Linked DNA regions of Homo sapiens: region 2 is linked to region 1. A link is a contact called in ENCODE Hi-C or POLR2A ChIA-PET data. All regions are on one chromosome and are shown on one strand. Each heading gives the region's core, a stretch centred on a gene start or an enhancer-like site at or near the end of the contact. The rest is flanking DNA. Distances are from core to core; before and after follow the strand shown. Region 1 holds the start of UBE3A (ubiquitin protein ligase E3A). Region 2 has its middle 93 kb from the start of LINC02250.

Region 1 (6,402 bases), core at 115-2,614:
TAAAAAGTCATTTAAAAAATGTAGACGCTAAATTCTCTTTCAAGGTTGCCAAGCTTCACCAGTGTCTGTATTAAAATTATTTCTAAAATTTTACGGACTAAGGCATTTGGTACATTCAATTCTACCTTTACCAACAAAAGCCTTTACCACCAAGATGAGGAAAGCATCCTTTTCATTTTCTACACTGAAAAGGGGGGGGAAAAAAGGCCAACTGCTTGCATACAGGTCTGCATATAACACAGCAGTCTCTGGCAAAGCCAATAACTCACGTTCAACTTCAGAAATCCTGGTGGCCGGTAACACAGAGTAACCTGTGCGCACAACCCTTGGGCTTGACATACCACTTCATCCGCCCTCCCTTCCCATCAATCCACCCCCAAAACCCCAACCCACCAAGCACACGGCTAAATATGTCTTCCCCAAGAGAGCCAAAAACCTTGAAAACGCCGAGAAAGGGCTCCCCTTTGAAGGAAAGGGCCTGCCCTTCCCTGTCTGGGGCCCCGGCTGGCTCGAAGAGCCTGGCTCCTAGGAGGCCCAAATCTCGACGCCTCGCACGTCCCGCCCCGCCCCGGGCCCGCTCGCGTCCCCTCGGGCGACAAAACCCTCCCGCCGTCGCTCAGCCAGGACTGACAGTTACGGCTGCAGCAGCCGCGGCCACCAGGGGCCTACTTCTGGCACCAGCCCCTTCGGACCACGCGCCCCCAAACACTCGCCTCGGCGGCGGGGGGCGGGGAAGGGGGGTGTCGACCTCGCCACAGCGGGCCCCGAAGGCCGGCCGAGTGACGGAGGGGAGCCAGCGCCGCCTGGCGCAGGCCGCGGCAACACTGACCTGTCGTCGCCCCCGCGCCTGGGCTGCGGCGGCCGCCTCACTGGTCGTAGTCGCCCTCGCCCGCCGCCTCCGCCCGCCACCGCCTCGTTCTCTTTCGCTGCCGCCACCGCCGGGGCTCATGCGGGACCCGCGCTTCCTTATCCGGAAAACGAGGCCGGGAAAGGGAGCGCCGGGGCCGCCGAAATCCCGGCGTTCGTCGCCAGCCGCCGCTGCCTGTCCACACCGGGGGGCTGAGGGGCCCTCCTGCCAGGGGCTACAGGCCGCGAGCTATTCCGAGGAGGAGCCGAAGGAGGCGCCGCCGCCCGCAGCCGAGCGCGCCGGGTCGGCAGAGGTGAAGCGTAAGTAGGCGGCGGATGGCGGGCGCCCGCGCTGGCGGATGGCTACGCGGCGGAGGGGTGCGCGAGCGAGCGAAGCCTGGTGTGTCGGGTCCTGGCGAAGGGAAAAGGCCCCGTCGTCTCCTGTAGTCACCCCGAGCCCAGCGCCACCATCTTGGGAGACACACGGATCTCGCGGCCGCGGCGCAAGACGGGAGGACTGGCTGGGCGGGCCGAGTATCCCGGCAGGCAGCGCGCGCCGCCCGGCCGGGCGAGGGCTCCAGGCCGGGACGCGGGGACGTGGGGCGGGGCCAAGACGCGCGGGAGGGCGCCGCGCTCCGCCCCTCCTTCCTTCGCCGGCCCCGCCTCCCTCCCGCTTGCCGTCGCCGCCGGCGCACGGGCCATTGGGAAGAGGAGGTGGCCTGCGGCCCCTCGGAGTCCCACCAGGCTCGGTCGCCATCTTGCGACTGGACAGAAAGGGTAATCCCTCTTTTTAGTTTCTGCTGTCTGTGACCCGAAAGAATAAACCTGGGACTTCCGGAAGCCCTCTGGGCACCCCCCCCCCCAGGAGGGTTGCAGAGCCCCTTGGTGTACCCAGCAGAGGAACGCCTCAGACTTTGTTGGGAAACGAATGGCTCTGAAAGTTAGCTGAAGCCGCTGGAATAGCCCCCCAGCCCCGAGGCGGGGCAGGTGCCTGCCGTTATTGGCTTTTCGACCCCAACCCTTTTCTATCTGGAGCTGCCTTTGTAGATGTTGCAGGGGTGCCCCGAGAGTGCAGGCCAGATTTTAGAGGACCAAGGTCATCTACTTAGGCCTCTTGCCAACACAGGATGTGTCAACTAGTTTACCAGAGACGAAGGTAAAGTCCCGTCTCCTGCAGTTGTTGACGTTCAGTAGGTCGTCGGTTAAGAAAAGTGGCTCCCTGGTTGACCCCAGCTGGATAGAGGCTAATTTTGATCCATATGACAGCTGAACGTAGTTAAAGCCATTAAAATTAAATCCATTTAAAGTCATATTTGGTACCAGGGTCACCATTTTAAAAGGTGTGTGTGTGTATGTGTGTGTGTGTGTGTGTGTGTGTGTATAGCTTTACAACACTTGCTAGCAAAGCCAAAAGAGTATCACTAACAATTCATAGTGTTACAACTTGCAACTTTGTTGATAAGCCCTTGAAGTACTAGATGAGTACCCATGTCTAGTATTCAGATTTTTTATATCAACAGTCGTACATAGCAGTGTATCTTTTTTAAATTTATTTTTATTTTTAAACTTAGAAATGGTGTCTTGCTATGTTAGGCCCAGGCTGGTCTCGAGCTCCTGGCCTCAAGTGATCCTCCCACCTCGGCCTCCCAAAGTTTTGGGACTACAGGCATGAGCCACAGTGCTCGGCCAGCAGTGTAATTTTTAACTGTCAGTCTCGGAACATCTTTTTTGTATAGCCAAGTGTGTGGGTGTGTGTGTGTATCCGCCTCACAACTATAACCAACCATTGAAAAACCAACAATAAGCTAGAAGAATTTAAGTTATTCCAGGACAACTGATGATAATGATAGTATTAAGCCATATTCGATTTTAAGATGTTTTAACTCAGCTCTTTACTCACTTTTCATTTCCTCTCATTACACATCCACATTTGGAAACTATTTGCTGTTATATTTCATGGAAAGGACTAGTAAGAATTATAATCTTTAAAAAAATTTATCTTCGCAAGTTTTCAAAATAGGCAACAAAGAATGTAAATCTTTAAGGACTTTATTGTTGGACTAATTAAAGCATACCATTTCTACTATATCTAGCATATGGAGATACTTATAGGTATTCTTCCTTTTAAGTAGAAATTGACAATAAATTAAGTGTAATTTTATAATGGCCTGGTGTATCAAAGTGTGGCGGAAATCCCTGAGTTCCAAAAAGATTAAAGACCGAAGGGAAATAAGTCTGCTTTTAGCTAGATGTCAGAATGACTATTCATTGCTTTACTGAGATCAAGGAGGATCTTAATTCCTCCTGGAGAAATTACGTATATCCGTTTTAGTTCATTAATTTTAAATCTGTATTCTTATGTGTGACATTAGTATTAGAATTCTTTCAAGATTTCACTGTGCTTTTTGTTTTATCCATTTTCAAATTTAGAAATGTTTGCTCATCAAACTTACCAACATAAATACTTTCAGGAATCCTTAAGATACTAGCAGTGTTCCACTTCCCTATACACCTGTTTATATGAAAAATAAAAAAATTCTCCCATATCAGACCCATGTGTTTTTTTTTTTTTAGGTGTGTTTTTCCCAGAAAAACAACTTTGTATCTACTAAGTGAACAGTGATTTCTTCAGACTTTTCTAGTCCAAATGAGACCCAGTAGTTTCTAATAATTTTCTCATTTCAGGTATACAGTAAAAAGAGCAATTTAATTTTATAAGCATCTGCATCAATGCCTTGAGCAAACTTTGAGCTAATGTTTACCCAGAACTATTTATGTGTCATATGTTGGACTACTTGAACTACTATTTATGTGCCAGACCTTGGGAAACAATAAAAGATGAACAATCTCTATCCCTGCCCTCAAGAACTTGCAGTTCCAGAGGAAGTCACACCTGTAAGATTGGACACTTTTTCAGAGTAACCCAACACTTCATTGAGCATGGGGGGTACCTAGTAATATGTATCTGCTAATACTAACAAACTTTTTATTTTATTATTATTATTATTTTTTTGAGACAGAGTCTTGCTCCGTCGCCCATGCTGGAGTGCAGTGGCGCAATCTTGGCTCATTGCAAGCTCCACCTCCCAGGTTCATGCCATTCTCCTGCCTCAGCCTCCCAAGTAGCTGGGACTACAGGCACCCGCCACCACGCCTGGCTAATTTTTTGTATTTTTAGTAGAGACGGGGTTTCACCGTGTTAGCCAGGATGGGCTCGATCTCCTGACCTCGTGATCCGCCCGCCTCGGCCTCCCAAAGTGCTGGGATTACAGGCATGATCCACCATGCCCAGCCAACAAACTTTTTTTTAAAGGAAACATTTTGCCCTAAATTGCTGGTGAAGTTGTTTTTTGACAGAGCTGTTTTATTGCTGAAGATTTCTTATTGATGCCAGTCATAACAGATGAATCAAAATGCAAGAACAACTTTTTTTACTACTCAGCATGCCCCAGGATCAGAAATAAGTCGAGCATGGAAGAGACAAAATTCAGATATGGTGGGATAGAAGTCACGGTTGCTATTTTTAGGCCACATCCAAATGTTACACACTCAACTTCTGAAAAACACTAAGCTTTCAATATATGAATAGCTCCCATTATTTAAGAAATACTGTTAAGCAAACTTAGCTCCATGAAGAACACTGGCATATGATAAGTGCTCAGTAAATGTTAGTGCTTAGTAGTGGTAGTAGTAGTAGTATATGTATCATTGTTTAGTACTGCACACATCAGGCATGAACTCCTACATACCCCCACCCTTATGCCTGCAGACCTGTCTAAATTTGCATTCTTTCTGACCTCGAGTCTTAAGGTAGAAGCCATCCTTCTGTCCTTTCTACAGGTAATTTTTATTTCTTGAGGGAAGAGAGATTGACTCAAGACTCTTACTCCCTTAAATATTCCCACTCCTGTTCATAAATTCTCCCTCTACTTTGTCCCTTCTATTTAGAAAAGCTGTCTATACTTAGATTGCTATTACCTTCCAAATTCCTCTTCAACTACAGAAATTTAGCAGCTCCCTCCATTTTACTGTATACATTGCTTGTATCAATTTCACTGTGGCATAATGGCCAAATTGAAAGGTTGCTTCTCAGTTTTCATAACATCTGATCTCTCTGCAGCCTTCCACACTGCTGACCACTGCCTCCTGGAAACTGCTCCCTTGGTTCTGTCACCTTACATTCTCTGCTCTTCTGCCTTGTCTTAGGCCACTCTTTCTCAGGTCTCCTGTGCAGAATCCTCCCTCCCCATTCTTGGTTCTCTGCCTACCATGTTATAATCTTTGACAGTACCATTTACGTATACTCTTCTATCACTTATTTCAGTCAGGAATCAAGTCTGAATCTTGAACACAGATCTCAGTCAGAAGCATCAGACACAGTATCTTCAACCCCTTATTGGAAACCTGTACTGGGTGTTCTACAGGCACCTCAAGCTCAACATGATTAACATCAAACCCCTGAGTTTGTTCTGTCTTCCACCATGGACTGAGATGTGATAACAGTGCAAAGGAGCAGGTTTTGGGAGAACAAGCAGGAATTTAGTTTTGGTAATGTTAAATTTGAGATACCTGTTGGATATCTGTTGTACAAACTGCTTCCTAGCTGACTCTTATGCATTCTGCTCTTTATCCATGATAATAGAACATCTAGCCAGACACATGGTTGCCTATAATACACCCTTAAGTGTGGCCATATCTCTTAAGTTCTGGCCAGTAGGATGTGAGCAGAAATTATGTATGCAACTTCCAGATCATTTTCTAAAAGAAATTGGGTGTCACTTGCCCTTTCTTTTGTCCTTTTCTGATGAATGTATGTATTAAATAGTTGGGGTAGTAAACCATGTTGAAAGATGCTGTGGTTTCAATGATGGTGTCCCCTTCAAAATTCATGTTGAAACTTAATCCCCATTGTGATGATACTAACAGCTGATGAAATCATGAGGGCCCTGCCTCATGGATGGATTAATACCTTGTAAAAGGACTGGAGGGAACTAGCTTAGGCCTTCTTTTGCCCTTCCATCCCTTTAGCCACACGAGGACACAGCATTCACCCCCTCCAGAGGATATAGCAGTAAGGTCCCACCTTGGAAACTGCAGCCCTCACCAGACACTAAACCTGCTGGGGGTCTTGAGCTTGTACTTCCCAGCCTTTAGAACTGTGAAAAAGTATATTTCTGTTCTTCACAAATTTCCCAGTTTCAGGTATTTTGTTACAGCAGCATAAACAAGACTAAGACACTGGGAAACATTCTAGGGATTGCAGAGCAACAAGTTGGGGCCCTGAGGACTTCATTGGGCAGGTCCTGTGTACCAGGTCAACTCTGATGTAAGACAGCTACTAACTTCTATGATCTGCCATGGTTATTCTAAATCCCTTTAACTGCAGCTGACCTTGTGTCTTAATATCCAAGCAAAGATATCAGGAGGCAGTTGGATGTGGAAGTCTAGAGTTAGAGGAGAATGAAACCAACTCATCTTACATTCTTTGACTTGATTGGTGACTCTACCATCTATGGCGGTCCACAGTCATAATAATGGTAGCAATCCTGGATTTCT
Region 2 (6,842 bases), core at 412-2,911, 230 kb after region 1:
GGCAAACCCGTCCCTCCCTCCCTCCCTCCCTCCCTCATCCCTCCTTTCTTCCTTCCCTCCCACACAACTCCACTATGCTAAGCCCCTTCTTGTTACTTTGCTTTGGGTCCAAGCCCAGTGCCTTCTCCTGATGCCAAGATCACATTCTCACCCACTCTGGTTTAGCTCCCCCCACCCCAGCCTGCCCTCCCTTCCTCCCCCACCAATGCCAGCCTCTGCCCCATGTGGCCCCTTCGCAGCGCTTGTTGACACACCTGACACAAAGCTCGTGTCTCCAGTAACGCACCAAACGTACCCAGGACAGGGCCCAAGTGTGAAGCCGTGAGCGCACTGAGGGTGCTGCAGGGGCACCCAGGCCTGGCACAGGCGTGCTTCTCAGTGCACATTTGTTGAATGCGTGAATGAATGGATGAGTGAATTGAATTAAACAGTAGGTGCCACATGAACCCTGATTTAGAAATAACATGGGGCCCACAGGAATTACCTTTAAAGTGTTTATTTTAATTTATCTCCAAAGGCCAGGATTTGAGAAAGACAATCGGTATGTCTATGCACAAATGGAATTCATATTTTTGACTTACATGTGGAAATTCCTGTTTGCAGAACCTTTCCTCCACCAAGATCCTAGAATGTAGTCAGGAAGACTCATGCACCAGCCTGCCTGGGCTCTAGTCCCAGCTGCACCGCTACTGCCATGTGACCTGAGCACGTTAATTACCCTTTCTGGGACTTGATGTTTCCCATCTGCACATTGGGTGAAATTAGAATAAATTTTACAGGCTTTTGTGAGGGCTGAGGCGGTCCATCTGCATAAATCACTTTGATGGATGTCTGCCTCATCATGAGAGACACGTCAGGCAGGCGCTTGGAGGGTGCTGGTTCATTTGGTTTTGAAATGTGTGGGTGTCACATCACATTAGGTGGCCGATCTAATGGCCCTAAGGGAAGGACCTGAATTCCTATCCCAGCCTCCCCACACCGCAGTCAGCTGACTCCAAAGCATAGGGATGCAGGCAGAGATGAAACCGTGTATAAAATACATTTATTTAGATCCAAGAATACGGTTAGCATCCAGCTGCTCCTCCCTCCACCTAACTGTGTAAGAACCAAGCTGCCACACAGAGAAACCTTGGTGCTTCTGCTTCGAGAGAACCAAGTTCATATCATCTCCATCTTAAACACTTTTGTTAAAGCCGCATACCGAGCACACGTATAGCCATGGTGTGTGTGTGTGTGTGTGTGTGTGTGTGTGTGTGTGTGTGTTTGAGGGTGGCATTTGGTAAAGCCCTCTCAGAGGTTACTTACATGCACCTTCAGCCTGTGGGCACTCACTCACCATCACTTTGCTAGACTGTGCTTTACACTGTGCTATGCTTAATAAGAGCACATGGAAACAGCTTTTTAAAAAAGGTGATTATATGTAACTACATATATATGTGCATTTAGGAAAACATGGGACAGTTGTCTTGGAGACAACATCCTCATTTAAAGAGACCACTCTTAGCCCTGGGCTGGGGTCTCTGCATTTGATTCCCACCCCTGGCTGGATTTGGGAATCCCTGTCAGGGCTGGGGGAGGGAACGAGGGAACCACCAGAGGGAGGGGACATGTGATCCTGGTTCCTTGTGCAGGATCCCCAGCAGGGAGGCTGCAGACAGCAGCAGCCGCAGCCCCACGTGGCCAGCCCGCGTGAGAAATCCAGGCTGAAAATAGCCTAGAGCCTCACACTCTACAGCTCAGGGAGGCACGATTTTTCCTGTAGGGTTCAGAGCAGCGTTAGGAGAGCACTGATGAAATTGCGGCACACCAGAAGCATTGGCTTATTCTTATATGTCACTGGAATACACCGCAGGCTTGCTTTTCCTTTAACTCCAGTGCCTTCTGATAAATCTGGAATGTGCATTGAGGAATGCCGGGGCGGGGGGGCATTTCCTGGGTTCGGGGGCTGTGAAGACCTCTCCCCAAGCCCCTGCAGAGACCAGGCTTTGTGTACACAGCCTCTTCCAGCAGGAGGGCTCCCAGTCTCTGAATGTGTCACGTACACTTCCTTTCAAGGGATCACTATGCGGCTGCATGCTTAGGTGTAGCCGAGAATTGAGCTCCTTCTTCACACAGAGGAATATCGTATTACCTTTCTTTTTTCAAAAAACAATGTATATTATCTTCAGCAATAAAACTGCATGGTTTGCTCTCAGGGCATGATTCAAGAACAGACCAAATAAAAGGGGCCTTGGAGGATCTTTAAAAAATTCCAGTTTTAGTGTATAGACCTAATGGAACCTCCTTTTATTGAATCTATTTATAAACGCTCAATCCAATTGCGTGGATTTGGAAAGCTAACATTTTCAACACGAGACAGCTGGTGGAATGTGTGCTCTTAGTTCTAAGAATAGGTAAATCCCAAGGAATATAGCTGTGCTTCCTGTTGTGAGATGGTGCAGATGTTCTAATAGCGAAGATCAAAATGACATTTGCCAGTTATGAAAATCATCCTCAATTAACCGTGAAAAATACTGTCTCGTCTATCAGATAATTTCTCCCTCTCTCTCCTCTCTCATTTCTTGTATGGGATTTTTGAGATGGAAACTCCCCATCTTAGTGGGAAGGGAGGGGATAAGGGGCAGAGAAATAAGAAGCGAGTATAAAGTATACAAGATGCTATCATGAGGCAGTAGTTCCTGCAAAGGAAATACAGTGTGTGTACAGCAGAAGTGTCTGGCTTAGGGTTGGGGAAGGTGTCCCAGTTTATGTCTGCAGAGGCCGGCCGGGTGCCCCAGGGGAGCTGTCCTGCCCAGCGTGGCTCTTCTGATGGCTTCCGAGCCCCTGGCTGTCAGCCCCCAGTTTTCTCTGAGAGAAAGTGGGAGCTAAAAATAGCAGAATGACTTGCACTGGACCTCCACATCCACGTGTTTCCTGCATCTCCGGCCATAACTCAGGACAGAGATTTATGGCCACCTGGGTTCCAACAAGTTACTCAGGGTTTCCCAGTCAGAGCAGACACATTTGCTGTCATGTTGATTTTACAAGGAGATGAACTTTCAGAGGCTCTGAAAGTGAAGGGTGATGAGGCAAGCCCTGCCACCAAGCAGGCTCAGGCTGGAGGCTCTGGAAGCCTCTCTGAGCTCTGTCTCGGAATCGAGTGCTTTGAAAATATTTTGATCTAAAATTGTATTCCCTAAGGTGCTCTTGCCTCTTTTTTTTTTAATTAAAAAATTGTTGTGGTAACTTGCACATACATCAAATGTATCATTTTAACCGCTTTAAAGCATATAGTTGGTTCCGGGGCCTGAAGTACCTTCATGCTGTTGTGCAACCAGCACCACCATCCATCGCAGAGCTTTTTCATCAACCTAAATGGAAACTCTGTGCCCATTAAATACGAACTCCCCTTTCCCCTTCCAGCTCCTGGCCACCCCCATTCTACTTCCTGTCTGCACAAGTTTGACTACTCTAGGCACCACATGTAGGTGGAGTCACATCATCTGTCCTATTTTTTTCGTTTGTTTGAGAAGGGGTTTCACTCTTGTTGCCCAGGCTGGAGTGCAACGGCACGATCTCGGCTCACTGCAGCCTCCACCTCCTGAGTTCAAGTGATTCTCCTGCCTCAGCCTCCCAAGTAGCTGGGATTATAGGCGTCCACCACCACGCCAGCTAATTTTTGTATTTTTAGTAGAGACGGGGTTTCGTCATGTTGGCCAGGCTGGTCTCGAACTCCTGACCTCAGGTGATCCACCAGCCTCAGCCTCCCAAAGTGCTGGGATTACAGGCGTGAGCCACCGTGCCCGGCCCGTCCTTTCGTGACTGCCCTCCTTCACTCAGTTTCCTGTCCTCTAGGTTCATCTGTGTTGTACATGTGTTAGACATTCCCTCCTTTTAAGACGGAATAATATCCCCTTCTATGTAGAGTCCATATTTTTGTTTATTCATTCATCTGTCGGCCGACATGGGCTATGTTTATCTGTTGGCTATTGTGCAGAATGCTGCTATGAATATGGCAGTGTAAATATCTGTGTGAGTCCCTGCTTTGAATTGCTTGGGTAGGTACCTGGAACTGTAACTGCTGGATCAGATGGTCATTCTGCCTTTAATTTTGGGAGGAATTGCCACATTGTTTCCCACAGCAGCTGTGCCATTTTGCATTCCTTCCAGCAGTGCACAGGGCTCTGGAGCTTCCACATCTTCACCAGCTCTTGTCATTTCTTCATTGTTTAAATGATCCAGAAAGCCTTCTTAATGGGGGTGAGGTGCTATCTCACTGTGGTTTTGTCTTTCTCTATTGATTAGTGATGTTGAGTATGCCTTGACTATCCTTGTTATGAGATTTTATATGAATGATTACCAAAACAATGGAAAAAACTCTTGTAGGATATGTTTGGTGGTTGTTTTCGAGGGTAGACCGAGGGTAAGGGAAATCATGGTGCCTGGGAGGGAGAAGGGGTCCTAGGGCAAGACGAGGTGTGCGGAGGGTTACTAGTTTAAGGACTAACCTGTGGTCACTGCTCCTGAGACACTTGTACGGATGTGTGCACGGCCACATCCCAAGCGTAACATCCTGGGGTGGGACGAGGAGAAGGAGGGTCACAGGGGCAAGGGCCAATGAGCAGGGCCAGTGAGCAGCATGCAAAACCATACCCAGGGCCCCTCAGGGGCTCTGAGGGCTGCAGGGTGGGCTGCCACTCCAGTGGTCAGCCGTCAGGATGAACTGGAATCTCATTCCAACGTGGAGGGTGGGTTTTACAGGAGCAGCCCACTCCGGTTGAGCGAGGTAGCTCAGGCAAAACCTGCTGGACTCCCCCTATGCGCTGGGCAGGGGCGGAGGAGGCCCCTGCTACCCACTGTCATGGACACTCCTTGGCAGAAATTTCAAACAAGCGTCGAGGAGAGGTGGGGCTTCCTGGGTGTCGGTCTTATACAACTGCTGCTCCCGTGCAGCAGCCAATGGCTTTCAGCTACATCAGCTGCAAAAGAGGTACATTTCTGTCAGAACTGTCCTCATTCTGCAATTTGCTCTCTTCAGTTTCAAACTACTCTAATGTGTCCTCACATGTGTGGCCACACACATAGGACTTTCACAAGCATGAACTGGACCCGACAGCTGGGGGACGACGTTGCCCTTCCAAGTGACGGAGATGTCACTCTGCAGTGGGCCGGGCTTCCAGAGTAGAGCGTTCTGAAGGACTCACCCTTCGTCACTGTCACCCAGAGAAGGCCTTGCATGCCCTTTCTTGTCTGCTTTGGCTCATTTTTGAGACTGCCATGCCCAGAAGTCCTGAGAACAACAAACTATTTTTTTTTCTTTGCATTTAAAGAAGGGAGGGGATGGCAATGCTTCTCTCTGGGAGTCTTTGGTGAAATCCACAATTTCCACTGGGCTTCTTAGCCCTGTCTTGGCAGCCTGGCTGGGCTGCCTCAGTGCCCCACCTGTCCAGAGCTGTCCTGCGTGTGCAGGTGCCGAGGGAGACAGCTGTGAGTGTGTAGCAGTGATGGGCATTCACCTAGTGGATATTTCCCGGCTCCAGCTGTGCTGTGTTTGGGCCACGGAGTGTGATGGGAGACAAGGAGGTTGCGTGTCCCTGGACAGTTACCGCTGTTACACTGATGAAAAGAACGTGATGGCAAGCCTTGGTGTGTGTCCCCAGCCTGGGACGCTCTCCATCAAAGTGCATGTGGGCATGAGTTGCATGGTGCCCTGACGCCCCTGCAGGGTTGGAGGGCAAAGAAGAAGCTCACCCAGGTCCCCTCAGGCTTGCTGGGTGATGAGGCAGAGCCACCCATGCACCGTGGGGTCAGGGCTCTGGAAGTGTTTTCCAAACAGAATAACCATGGCAGCCTCTTGTACCCCAAAGGCCTGAGAGTGAGTCTTCATCACAGGCCTTGAGCTTGGACAAAGGAGATTCAGGATGAGAAAGACGCTTGGCACTACCTGTCTACACACCTCTGCTGTCTTCCCAGCGTAGGGACTGCTGTTGATAATAAATGACGTCTGGTTAACTCAGACGGCCCAGCTAGTCAGGATCCCCTTCTTTGTTTTATTTAGTGATTGTGTCCCTGGCCAGGCCTCTTTAAAATTCACGGCTTCGGGAATAATAAATAAATAAAAAGAAACTTCACAGCTTCATTCTGAAGGCATAGATGGGTCAGCCCTGGCTGTCCAGAACATTTTTGCATTTCTCTCTGGATTATTTGCTGGACAGCTGGTCTGTCTTACATTATTTATTATTTTTTTGTCATTTAACTTTGAGATGCAAAGTTAACATCTGTAAAACTAAAAAGATAGCCTTTTCTAAAATAATTAAATTATGAGCTAGGAAATACCACTTTCTGCAGTAAAGCACGAATCTGCCTGTGGCATTAGAGAAGGCAGCTGTGCTGAAAGCTGGAAGGGAAATGGGAGGACAGCCCGGGGCCTGGGGCCTCCCCAGTCTCACCTGGGTTGCTGTCGCCCTCCAGCCAGAGAGGCTGGGAAAAGGTGAAAAGCAGACAGGTTTGCAGTTCAGGGAACAACCTGGGCTTTGTGTGCCATTTTAAACAAGAACTGAGGATGCTGAAAATTCCTCATTAGGAAGAAAACCTTAAGAGCCGGCCGAAGTCTGCCCTGGCTGGATGGCTGTGGGTGTGCGCACGCTGCTCGGGGAATTTTGGAAGCCGCGGATGGTCTCCCGGCAAAGTTGGAGGCACATCGTGTACTGGTTGGGCCTGAGCCTGGGCCTGGCTCAGAAGGTGTTGGTTTGTGCCATCCCAAGTCTGAGCCATGTCGTACACTTTCCAGCGAAGGCCTCCAGCTGTGGTTTGATTAATGAGGACCAGAGAACAGCAGTACCATTCTAAGCGTCCTGTAAGCA

The links. Hi-C counts contacts between places; a loop is a spot of excess contacts on that map. ChIA-PET counts read pairs that join two places held with the same protein, here RNA polymerase II (POLR2A). Pooled maps may share reads with other maps.
Region 2: a loop to region 1 is called in a map of gastrocnemius medialis, with 4 times the contacts of the local background. The contact joins the enhancer-like site here to the promoter of UBE3A in region 1. A Hi-C loop is called at or near these places in 5 of 168 maps with a recorded cell type or tissue (ascending aorta, chondrocyte, gastrocnemius medialis and 2 more) and 10 of 50 pooled maps. POLR2A ChIA-PET finds 5 or more read pairs at or near these places in 1 of 52 experiments (WTC11).

Annotation. Positions count from the first base shown.
Region 1 is chr15:25,437,660-25,444,061 of GRCh38, forward strand. It overlaps UBE3A (ubiquitin protein ligase E3A), which reads right to left and starts at 1,365. Exons shown (of 13, transcript NM_130839.5): 1 at 830-1,365. RefSeq lists enhancers at 481-1,426, 1,427-2,372 and silencers at 510-929, 1,290-1,629.
Region 2 is chr15:25,668,455-25,675,296 of GRCh38, forward strand. It overlaps a transcript of ATP10A not described here. Among named protein-coding and RNA genes, the nearest start is that of LINC02250, 93 kb to the left of the region's middle. RefSeq lists enhancers at 4,253-4,961, 4,962-5,669. Within about 2 kb of position 1,662, at least 11 of the 41 ENCODE cell types and tissues checked have a DNase peak (open chromatin) inside an H3K27ac peak, as active enhancers do; they include ascending aorta, gastrocnemius medialis and prostate gland, where a contact is called at or near this core.